Regions from separate parts of the Homo sapiens genome. Here region 2 is linked to region 1. The links are chromatin contacts, found by Hi-C or POLR2A ChIA-PET in ENCODE. All regions are on one chromosome and are shown on one strand. The core of a region is the stretch at or near the end of the contact, and the rest is flanking DNA. Distances in the headings are between cores, read along the strand shown.

Region 1 (5,365 bases), core at 2,111-4,610:
TTTGATCAAAGAAAGGAATATAAGATTAAGACATCAGGGCCTCGTCAGGCTGTTCTGCATTTCTGTATTAGCCAGACTCTCAACCATTTTCTTGCCATATATAAACATGTGGCCCAGTTTGTAATCAGTGGGTTATAGGAAGCTAAAGAAATTATCTTTTCTTTCATAGAAAATAATTTGGGCATAGGAACCCAGGTATTAACCGTCTAGCACCAAAGTTGTAGGAATCTTTAGTCTCCTCTGCCTCCCTTCTTCCATCCCTCTACTCTCAGTCTTGACCCCACCCCACCCCTTACTTGTTTTTCCTTCTACTCATTTTCTCCTCCCTCCCTCTCCCCTCTCCCCACACTAGAACCATCAGGGCCCTCACCAGGGCATTCAGTTCAGGTTCTGGGTCAGCTCTCACAGCTCTACCAGTCCCACCCCCATCCCCAGGAAAAACTGCTCCTTATTTGGAGTCACAAAAATATTTAACAGAGATCTAACTGACCACTAAAAATTCCTCCTTTAAAACAAACACCTAATCAACTATTTTCCCCCAAGTTATATGGAAAAACAGCTGCAATTAGAACTTGATTCTCACTTTAAGAAAGAAAGATTCTTGTTTGGTTTTCTCCACTTTCATTTTTTGTTTCTAGGTCCAGGGCCTCCCACCAAATGCTGACGGCTGCCTGCTTCAAACCCTGCCACATCAGCAGGGAGGGAGCACAGCGGCATTTGGTATTTGCATCAGTTTCCAGGAATGCTTTTCAAGTTATCAGTTCACTCTGCTGCCTTTAGCAGAGACGTTTTCCCTCTAAGTTTATAGATGTCTGCTTCAATTTACAGTCCTCTAATTCTCAAAAACTTGCTGAGGATTTTTCTTTTTTGGCTAAAAGAGAAATTATAATCACACTTCTAAAAACATTCTATGTTTTAAACTATTTTGACAACAACAACAAAACCTACAATGAAATGTTTAAAACTTGGGATATCTATTGCAAATCCAATGATTGAGCCAACTTGACCCCAGAAGCGTTATCAGATAACCTCACTGAAGGGTATTTGGAGGGTTTCTTTCATAAATCTGTTGCATTACCACCCTGAGTCATTTTGCTCAGAATTAGTCTCTGACTCTCAGCAACACAGGACAAATACACACATATGCCCTGCAAAGGTAATTCAGCACAGTGGTAACAATGATTCTTAGAAATCATTTCTCACTCTTCTGATATGCAGAAAAAAATTTGTTATGATGTAGTATTGAAGTTTTTCTTTCCTGATAAAAATGATTTCCACTTTAAAAGTTTTTTGTTAGTTCTGTAACGGTGATATTTCAGGGAAATGTTAAAAATGTTCTTGGAATATACAATTCAACCTCAGGTCTTTTGTTGTTGTTGTTCCTAGAACCTAGAAAACTTCAAACATTGTTGCCTAGTTAGAAAAAAATTTGAATGTGGATTGCTCCCTGTAAACCCCCTTCTAGGAATGACCAGTAACCCTTTCAAATTCTTTCACTCCCAGTTACTTCAAAAAATCATCCAAAGTGGTCTCCCAAGTGAGTGCCTTTAATTAGAATAAAACAAGAGTTTATTATAGTTTTTGGTTATCCACTTTTACTTGCATTAACCTTTTTTTCTTCTTTTACATTTAGAAAGAGTAACCTGCTTTAGAATAGTCCCTTTTATTTACAGAAGCTGCTGATGGAGTTAACTTCTGCAGAAATTCTTCCTTAAGGCAAAGCAAAAAAAGCGGGGAGGGGGTGGGGGGAAGGAAGGGAAAAAGATTCTCAGGGAACTACAGCCCACTTGCTTCTGTTTCTTAGAGACAGAACTGACCTAAAGATGCCCCCTTTGCGATGACTTCTGGGATAGAGCAGCACTCTAACTAGGCCCCCGCTGCCTCATGGGGACCTTAGGCAAGTAGAGGAGAGGCCTGACACACACACACACACACACACACACACGCACACGCGCGCGCGCGCACACACACACACACAGCCTTTCAAACCTAGGGCCTGGAATGCCATCCCAAGAGGCTTTAGAAAAAGGCACAGGACCTTTGGCCTCCCACCTCAGGGTCAAAGTACCAGTTCCTCCTCTCCCTAGTAGGGAGTGGAGGGTTGGATGGAGGCGGCCAGAGAAGAGGGAAGTTGGGTGCTGGGGAGAGAGTTAACATCCACGTTGGTGGGCGCACTGCTTGGGGTGTTACCAGCGAAGACTACGAAGACCCCAAGCTCGAATCAGAAGGGCCTCTGGATGTGCTAGGGGAGGTGCTTGGGTGTGGCTGTAAGAGATGGGACAGAGAGTAAGCAGCAAGGTCAAGAGGGACCGGGGGGCTCACGGGAGGGTTGAAGGGTCCAGGCTCAGGGTAGAACTGGTAAATCCAGACAAGGAGCCCATGGAGAAGGGGAGGGGAGACTGGAAACCATGAAAGATCCCCCACCGCAGCCTCAGAAAGGAGAGACTGAGAAATAAGTTCTCGGTCTCCAGGTCGGTTGGAGTCGTGTCGGAGTGCCAGACCATCCCCCAAAAGACCCTCTTTGGAATGAGCCTCAGCAAAGGCAAGCTAGGAGGTCGAAGGACTTCCCCAGGTGACTCGGTCTAGTCTAGAGTTCGCAAAGCCTATCCTCCCTGTAGCCGGGTGCCAAGCAGCCTCGAGCCTGCTCCCCAGCCCACCTGCCAACAAAAGGCGCCCTCCGACTGCAACCCAGCCCTCCACAGACAGGACCCGCCCTTTCCCGAAGTCATAAGACAAAGAGAGTGCATCACTGCTGAAACAGTGGGCGCACACGAGCCCCAAAGCTAGAGAAAAGCTGGACGGGGCTGGGGGCGGGGTGCAGGGGTGGAGGGGCGGGGAGGCGGGCTCCGGCTGCGCCACGCTATCGAGTCTTCCCTCCCTCCTTCTCTGCCCCCTCCGCTCCCGCTGGAGCCCTCCACCCTACAAGTGGCCTACAGGGCACAGGTGAGGCGGGACTGGACAGCTCCTGCTTTGATCGCCGGAGATCTGCAAATTCTGCCCATGTCGGGGCTGCAGAGCACTCCGACGTGTCCCATAGTGTTTCCAAACTTGGAAAGGGCGGGGGAGGGCGGGAGGATGCGGAGGGCGGAGGTATGCAGACAACGAGTCAGAGTTTCCCCTTGAAAGCCTCAAAAGTGTCCACGTCCTCAAAAAGAATGGAACCAATTTAAGAAGCCAGCCCCGTGGCCACGTCCCTTCCCCCATTCGCTCCCTCCTCTGCGCCCCCGCAGGCTCCTCCCAGCTGTGGCTGCCCGGGCCCCCAGCCCCAGCCCTCCCATTGGTGGAGGCCCTTTTGGAGGCACCCTAGGGCCAGGGAAACTTTTGCCGTATAAATAGGGCAGATCCGGGCTTTATTATTTTAGCACCACGGCAGCAGGAGGTTTCGGCTAAGTTGGAGGTACTGGCCACGACTGCATGCCCGCGCCCGCCAGGTGATACCTCCGCCGGTGACCCAGGGGCTCTGCGACACAAGGAGTCTGCATGTCTAAGTGCTAGACATGCTCAGCTTTGTGGATACGCGGACTTTGTTGCTGCTTGCAGTAACCTTATGCCTAGCAACATGCCAATGTAAGTGCCTTCAGCTTGTTTGGGGGAGACTGGGTAGAGAGGTTAGATGGGAGGGCACCCTGCCCTGAAAAGGAAAACCTGTAACCTGAATTCCAGGTACACTTGGAGGGCAGACTCTCAGGCATGTGGGAAAACGCCGGAATTGATAAGAAACATGGAAATTACTTTAAAAAATGAAAACATAAAAGCCTTGCCAAAAGTTAGGGAACTTTTCCTCTAAGTTCAGAGTGAGACAGTTAACTCGGTCTGGCTCCTCAGCTTAGTAACCCCCAAAGGGAGCGGAAGGTCTTTTTCCCTAAGGATGAGATATTAACGACCAATGTGGTGGAGGAAGTCAAGGGCCTGCACCCCACAGGCCCCATAACCGCACTGATGTCCACCTTGTAAAACTTGAGGCCTGCGTTAGAAAGCCCTTCAACTGAGTAATGTAAAACTCACCTCCTAAGAGCTTTTATCTTCTGGGCATTGTAAGGCTTGTCCGGAGGAGGAGGATGACGATGCTGATATGATGATGGTTATAAGGCGCCCTCTGGAGGAAGGAAAATGAAAGTACAGGGGACAGGGCCTTAAGCAGATGGAATCCCAATTAAAGCTTCTACGGATTTATACAGATTAATGATCAGCATTTCTGGTTGGAGCCTTTCCCAGTGGCTAGTCAGTGAACCCTGGAAAGAAGAATGGATGCTACTTGGAGTGGGTACATTCTGAAAAGTAATATAAGTGTCTCAATTCACTTTCTAGTCATGGAAATGGTAACATTTTTTAACTCAAATCTGCTCTAAATTTTGTTTGAGCCTGAGAATTACCCCTTTGACATGTTCCCAGTGATAAGCAAACATTATGAACGCAGCAAGTTGAGAAATATCAACATTGAGATGAGACTCAAGAGACCGGGGTTTTTCCCATGAGTCTGACACCAATTTGCTGCGTGACTTTGGGCAAGTCAAACGGCCTTTTCTAAAATGTGAGACAGAGATTAAAGGGACCCCAAGGCCACTTTCCAGCTCTAGGTTCCATGGCCAGACTTTCATGTCAACAGAGAATGAAGAAGATCAGTCCGTTTTCATCTTGAAAATGGCTGCCAAAGTGCTAGACAAAGATATTGACTAGATGGGGGATGGTATTGTCTGACCACACCCAGTACTCCAAAAAGTTGTTCCACCCACACAGCACGGTGTCTACCACTGCATAATTTCTAATGCATTTGTGTGCTTGTGTGTGTGTGTGTGTGTGTGTGTGTGTCTGTGTGTCTGTGTGTCTCTTCCCCCTTCATTCACTTTTAGTATACATACTGTGGATACTAAGGAGTAATTGCAGTGAACAAATTCACATTACCGAGTTCATATTTTTAATGAGATCTTGAGAGTGGGAGGAAAGAGTCGGCTCCTAGAGAATAAAATGAAGGCAGACTTAGGGAAATTTGAAGGTACAAAGGCAACTTACCTTCTGATCAACAGCCAACCACAGTCTGGAATAAATGTTATCAAACACACATTCTTCAAAATGGTCCATGTCTGAGTAATTAAAAGGCAAATTTCCAAAATCATAAGGACTTCCGTTAATCAAGTCAGGCATAATTATTCTTCCTACTGATGGACACAATGAAGTAAACATATCATTCTTGTAATTTAACAGTAATTCTCGTAAATTGCCCTTAAATGTCAGTGCTGGATGTGGTCCACCCTCCTAAATTGTGACTGTTGCAACAGATGTTCTCACTTCAAATAACGCACTTCTTGGCCACCTAATTAAAGCAATTTTTGGGGTGATTCATCCTACTGCAAGCTTGGCCACACTT
Region 2 (5,355 bases), core at 1,567-4,066, 1.3 Mb after region 1:
AGTGCTGAAAAGAGTTATCCCGTGGCAAGAGTGGCACCTACAGGGCACAGTAAGAATCTTATGTTTCTTTTTTTATTTTTATTTTTCAGAGAGGTGGAGGTGGCGTATGGATAGAGGTGTAATGATTGGTTTTCTATTGGAGTTGTTGGACAAGTGTTTTGACCATCATCATAGATTTACCATCAGATACAGCTGGATACAAATCCTGTTCCTATAATTTACTGTCTGGGTAGCTTTAGGCAAAGGCACTTATGTTTATTAAAAGCTATAGTTTCTACCCTTGTAAATTGTGGATGATAATATCTACCCTATCACAGTTTGGCTAATAAATTTTAAGTGAATTGTGTCACTTACGGAATACCAACCTTGCCGCCAAAATGTTCCTGTGATTGCTCAATGTCAGAGACAACCCCAAACCTGCATCAATAGGAAATGAGATGCTAAAGAAATACAGCCCAAGGAAGGAGCTATGAGGATGCAATCTAGAAGCTTCCCAGTCCAGCAAGTGAATGGAGAATGCCTGGGCAGAGGGAGCAGGAGAGAGAAAGAGTGAAGGGAGAGAGGAGAGAAAGGACGTGCACACTTCAATGGCATTCTTTGAATACTTTGATGGCATATTGGAAGCCCTGAATTTACCTCTGATTTTTCTGTTGTAAGGACAATAACTTTCTTTTTCTAAAGCTAGATTGAGGTGATTTACTTGTAATTGAAAAAAACTTCTAACAATATCTAATGGTGCATACTAAAAGCCGCTCATCCTCACTCATAATAAAAGTAGAAATTAAAAATGAGATGACATTTTCTACCTATTATATCGGCAAAAAGTTAAATTAAAATTGATAACACATTATATTGGCCAAGCTGTGGAGAAATAGGCCTTCTCATATTTTACTGATGAGCAGTTTAACAACTCCTGAAGCAGGCAAATTAAACATATTTGTTAAGATGCAAATATATGTATCTTTCGACCCAGCAATTATGCTTTTGTGTAATTTGTCCCACAGATATATACTCAATCCTGTGAAATGAGGCATGTACAAGGCTATTCAGCATTGTTCCAAAGAATAAACAATAAGCATCAAACGTTCATCACTGGAGAAGTGATTTCATTTACATGGTGGAAAACTCTGAATCCATTAAAAGGAATAAAAAAAATTTTAGAAACTGATAATGGAAAGTTCTCTATAATATATAGCTGTTTAGAAAAATACAGGGAAAGAATATGAAGAACTTGCTGTAATTTATGCTTAAAGGGGTGGGAGAAGGAATCTATGTTCATGTTTAGTTGCATGTGCACTAAAATCTCTGGAAGAATATACAAAAAGTGGAATAGCATGGCAAAGGCTACGTAGAGGAACTTGGTAGAAAAGGGACAGAGATAAAGGGATTCTTTTTCAATGAAGACGTTTTTGCACATTTTAATTTTTGAACCCTGTAACTGCACAACCGATTCAAAAATGAAATAAGATTCCAGGGGAAAAGATTTCACTTCTATGTTGGAGCTGTGGAACTCTAAACCCAGGGGTGGGATGTGAGGGGTCCTTAGTTTGAATTGTGTGTAGACTAGACTCCATCTTCTAGAATTTCTAATCCTTTCCAGCCTTGAGGGAACCAGTTGCAGAGCTGATCAAGAAATATCCCAGGGTTACAGTGGCACCTACAGGACAAACGGAAATGTTTCAGCTTGTTTCTTGGTGCTTTTTTTGTGGAGCAGGGGGAGTCAAAGTTTAGGAGGACAGAGATAAGGAGGTGACGTTACAGTTGCTAGTTACTGCAAACATAATTTTTATACCAGTATATTAGAAGCTTAGACCTTAGAGCTAAACACCCGTGATTACAAACATCGTGGCTTTGTCACCTGCTCTTTGTTATACCCCTGTTGTATGGCTTTAGGTAAAGGAACTTAACATTTCTGAGTTATAGTGTCTACTTGAAATATGTGAAATATGCTGTCTATATTACAGGTTAATGCCTCAGTGTTTTAAGAGACTTATTTTACCAGAGAAACTCCAAACCTGGCAAACAAAGGCCTGTGAGTACTCAACCCTTAAGACAATCCTAAATGCCCCAAACCTATCCCAGCAGGAAGTGAGCTGCTAAAGAGATGTAGTCCACAGAGGAGGCCTCCAAACCTGTGGGCTACATCACCCAGAGTTCGTCAGGGCCACGGAAGATAAGGGACAAGGAGATCCTTGTGGAGAACTCATCAGGGCAGCCAGATTGGCTAAGGAGCTCACATCACCTCCAGGTCAGGATACTTTGTGTTTCCAGTCCTACACATCATGGGAATTGCTACGCACCAGGAATTGCTACACTTTTTGCTGCTTCCCATTCTCTTCCTTATCAAATGGATGATTTTTTTGATAATTATCCTATTCTTTCTCTGTCCCTTCATGTATTGCATTTGTGGTTATATTGGAGCCATAGTTTGCTGAGCCAGAAGGAACCACCACACCAGGGCCTGACTAAGAAGAATCACCCAGAAATCCTGGACTTGGAGCTATAACTAGATAAGTCTTTGTGTGGTCTCCCTCTGAGAAGAGGAAAGTGCACTTTCCATGGTATCTAATTATGGCTTCATTAGGTAGGCACTGGCGTTTTTGAAGGGATATGTGAGAGTAGAAGGGACAGTGTGTTGTTGAAGGTGTGAATTACAGCTAAAACCTCTGTTGTTAGCCAAGCCAGCGCTTAGTTGTCTTTCTACATTTAATGTCACTTTGATCTTCTGTTGGACACCTGGAATCCATGCCTCTCACATCTCTCAATTCACCTAGTTTGAGTGATTTTGGCTCTATCCCCGGCTCCAGAAGTGGTTGTATGACTCAGGCCTGGCCAGTCAGAACACTGCATCCTGTTCAATTCAGGTCAGAGAGACTCAGGGCAAGCAAGATCTCTCTGCTGAGATTGGAGCTGCGAGAATGAAGGGGAAAGGAGCCTGTCTAAGGACAGGGCCAAGACAGAGGGAGCTGGAGTGAGAGTGAGAGTGAGAGTGAGATTGAGAGAATGAGAGCGAGAGTGCGAAAGAGAAATCACAGTCGGGGGTGACATTTAAGCCTTTGGAGTAAGGCCCATTGGACATTCTCCATCTAGGCTTTTCAGTGATGAGAAAATAAACATCTTGCTTGAGCCAGGTAGACTGCGGCTTTCTATTGCTTGCAATCAAAACAGTTCTAAATCAAATGGCTCTTAAACCAAAAGATGCTCAAACTCATAATAATAAGAAAATAATTGATACAACTTTTTTTTTTAACTCTCAGATTGATTGGCAAAAATTCAAAACATACTGTGTTGGCCAAGCTTTTGGGAAATAGACAATTTTTACATGGCTGCCAGGAGCACAAGCTGGTACAAGCCCTGTGAAGGGCAATTTGAAAATGCCCGTAAACATGACAAATACATGTATCCTCAGATGCACGACAAAGTGAGAATTTTTCTGTTTTTTCATTATTTTTTTCTGACTGGCAGAGAAATTCAGCAGGAATTCTCAGATATATTTAGGTATATTGACACACATGCAAAATGGACCCTATACAAAACTTCTCATTTCAGTATTATTTTAAATGGCAAAACAATCAACTTACATGTTCATCAATAGAGAACTGGGTAAATAAATTTTGGTGTATCCATAAACTGGGAATACTTCAAAGCTAGAGAGGTGGGGGCAAAGAGGAATTTTTATGTACTGATATACAGGATTTCCAAGATATAGTATTATATGGAATAATTAAGACACAGAAAAAAAGGTGTTATAGTACATTATCATGCAAAATAAAAAGTTGCTTTTAAAGTATTTGCTTGTATGTGCATAAAATGGTCTCTGGAAGTATAAAAGAAACTAATAACTTTGCTAACCTTTGATATGTAATAGGTAAAAGGGAAATTTTTTAGCATATTCTTTTTATCATTTTAATTTGTTTTTGAGCCATATGAAAACATTACTTATTCAAAAACTAAATGAATATAAATTTTTAAATTTTCTCATTAGGACCTACAAGCTAAAGAACAGTTAAAAAACAGGCAGTGAAAAGATTCCAGGGGAAACGATTTCACTTCTGTGTTGGAGCTATGGAACTCTAAACCCAGGGGCGGGGTGTGAGGGGTCCTTAGTTTGAATTGTGTGTAGACTAGACTCCATCTTCTAGAATTTCTAATCCTTTCCAGCCTTGAGAGAACCAGTTGCAGATCTGTAAAGAAATATCCCAGGGTTACAGTGGCACCTACAGGACAAACGGAAATGTTTCAGCTTGTTTCTTGGTGCTTTTTTTGTGGGGCGGAAGAGTCAGTGAAACAACAGGCAGTGAAAAAAAAAAAAATACACCAATCTTACTGATCCAGGCAGTGAAATGCATAAGTTGAATGAACCAGCTTCTTCCATTTTCTATGAATATCTGGTCTATTGCAGCCCTGAGAGATCTGTGCTATAAAGCTGGAAATAGATGTTCTGTGATGAGGGTGGCACCTGCAGGACAAAGTGAGAATTTTTCCTGTTTTTTTTTTTTTGTTGTTGTTGTTTTTTAATTGTTTTCTTACTAGCAGAGGAAATCAGCGGAGCATGGAGAGGGCAGGTATTGAGCATGAATTTTCCCCTTAGAGTTGCTAGATGTAAAAGTTTTACTAAAAATAATGGAGACATTGCAAACAAAACTATTTTTATATAAGGCACACACAGAGAATCAGTGTGGAATAGAGAGGTAAAAGTAGACTCTGGTAACATATATTGGCTTTGTCACTCCCCAGCTTTGTGGATTTAGGCAAAAACCACATAACATGACTGAGCTTAGAGGCTACACCTATAAAATGAGGGCAATAAAACTCACCTTAAAGGACTGTTGTCTCTTAACTTTTGAAGGGAGTTTCTTAGCCAGAGAAACCCTAACCTGACAAACAGTAGCCTTCAATTGCTCAATCCCTGAGGCAATTCCAGGCCCCTAAACCCACTCACTCAGGAAATGAGATGTTGAACAGATGCAGTCCATGGAAGGGGCATCCTTCTGAAAGTCCTCACTTTAAATGGGCCATGGAGGATAAAGGACAGGAGAGAAACTTCCAGGGTGGCTAAAGTCATATGACAAAATAGCTCACCTCAACTCTGGAAAGCCAAATGAAAGCCTTTACTTCAATTGTGATCATCTCTCCCTGTTAAGTGTGTAATGTGAATTACGGTTTTCATTTAATCATAGTTTGCTGGACTATGAGAAGCCACATTAGGACCAAGAAAAATATTCATCACCCAAAGATTCTGGACTTAGAGTGACAACAAGTTTACTTACGAGTTTGGAGTTGTTCACCTCACCTCCCTCTGAGATGTGGATGAGCACAGTTTTTACTGTGAGTAGCGTAGCTGCACTGTATTGA

Evidence for each region. A loop is a pair of places that touch in the nucleus more often than their neighbours do. ChIA-PET counts read pairs that join two places held with the same protein, here RNA polymerase II (POLR2A). Pooled maps may share reads with other maps.
Region 2: a map with no recorded cell type shows a loop between it and region 1 (4-fold over the local background). The contact joins the enhancer-like site here to the promoter of COL1A2 in region 1. A Hi-C loop is called at or near these places in 1 of 37 single-sample maps with no recorded cell type and 3 of 50 pooled maps. POLR2A ChIA-PET finds 5 or more read pairs at or near these places in 1 of 52 experiments (Panc1).

What each region holds. Positions count from the first base shown.
Region 1 is chr7:94,391,535-94,396,899 of GRCh38, forward strand. COL1A2 (collagen type I alpha 2 chain) reads left to right here and starts at 3,361. Exons shown (of 52, transcript NM_000089.4): 1 at 3,361-3,567. The coding sequence starts at 3,498. COL1A2-AS1 (COL1A2 antisense RNA 1) reads right to left here and starts at 658. Exons shown (of 6, transcript NR_147206.1): 1 at 584-658.
Region 2 is chr7:95,686,280-95,691,634 of GRCh38, forward strand. The region is part of intron 2 of LOC105375409 (a long non-coding RNA gene); the gene reads left to right. Among named protein-coding and RNA genes, the nearest start is that of DYNC1I1, 84 kb to the right of the region's middle. Within about 2 kb of position 2,817, at least 2 of the 41 ENCODE cell types and tissues checked have a DNase peak (open chromatin) inside an H3K27ac peak, as active enhancers do.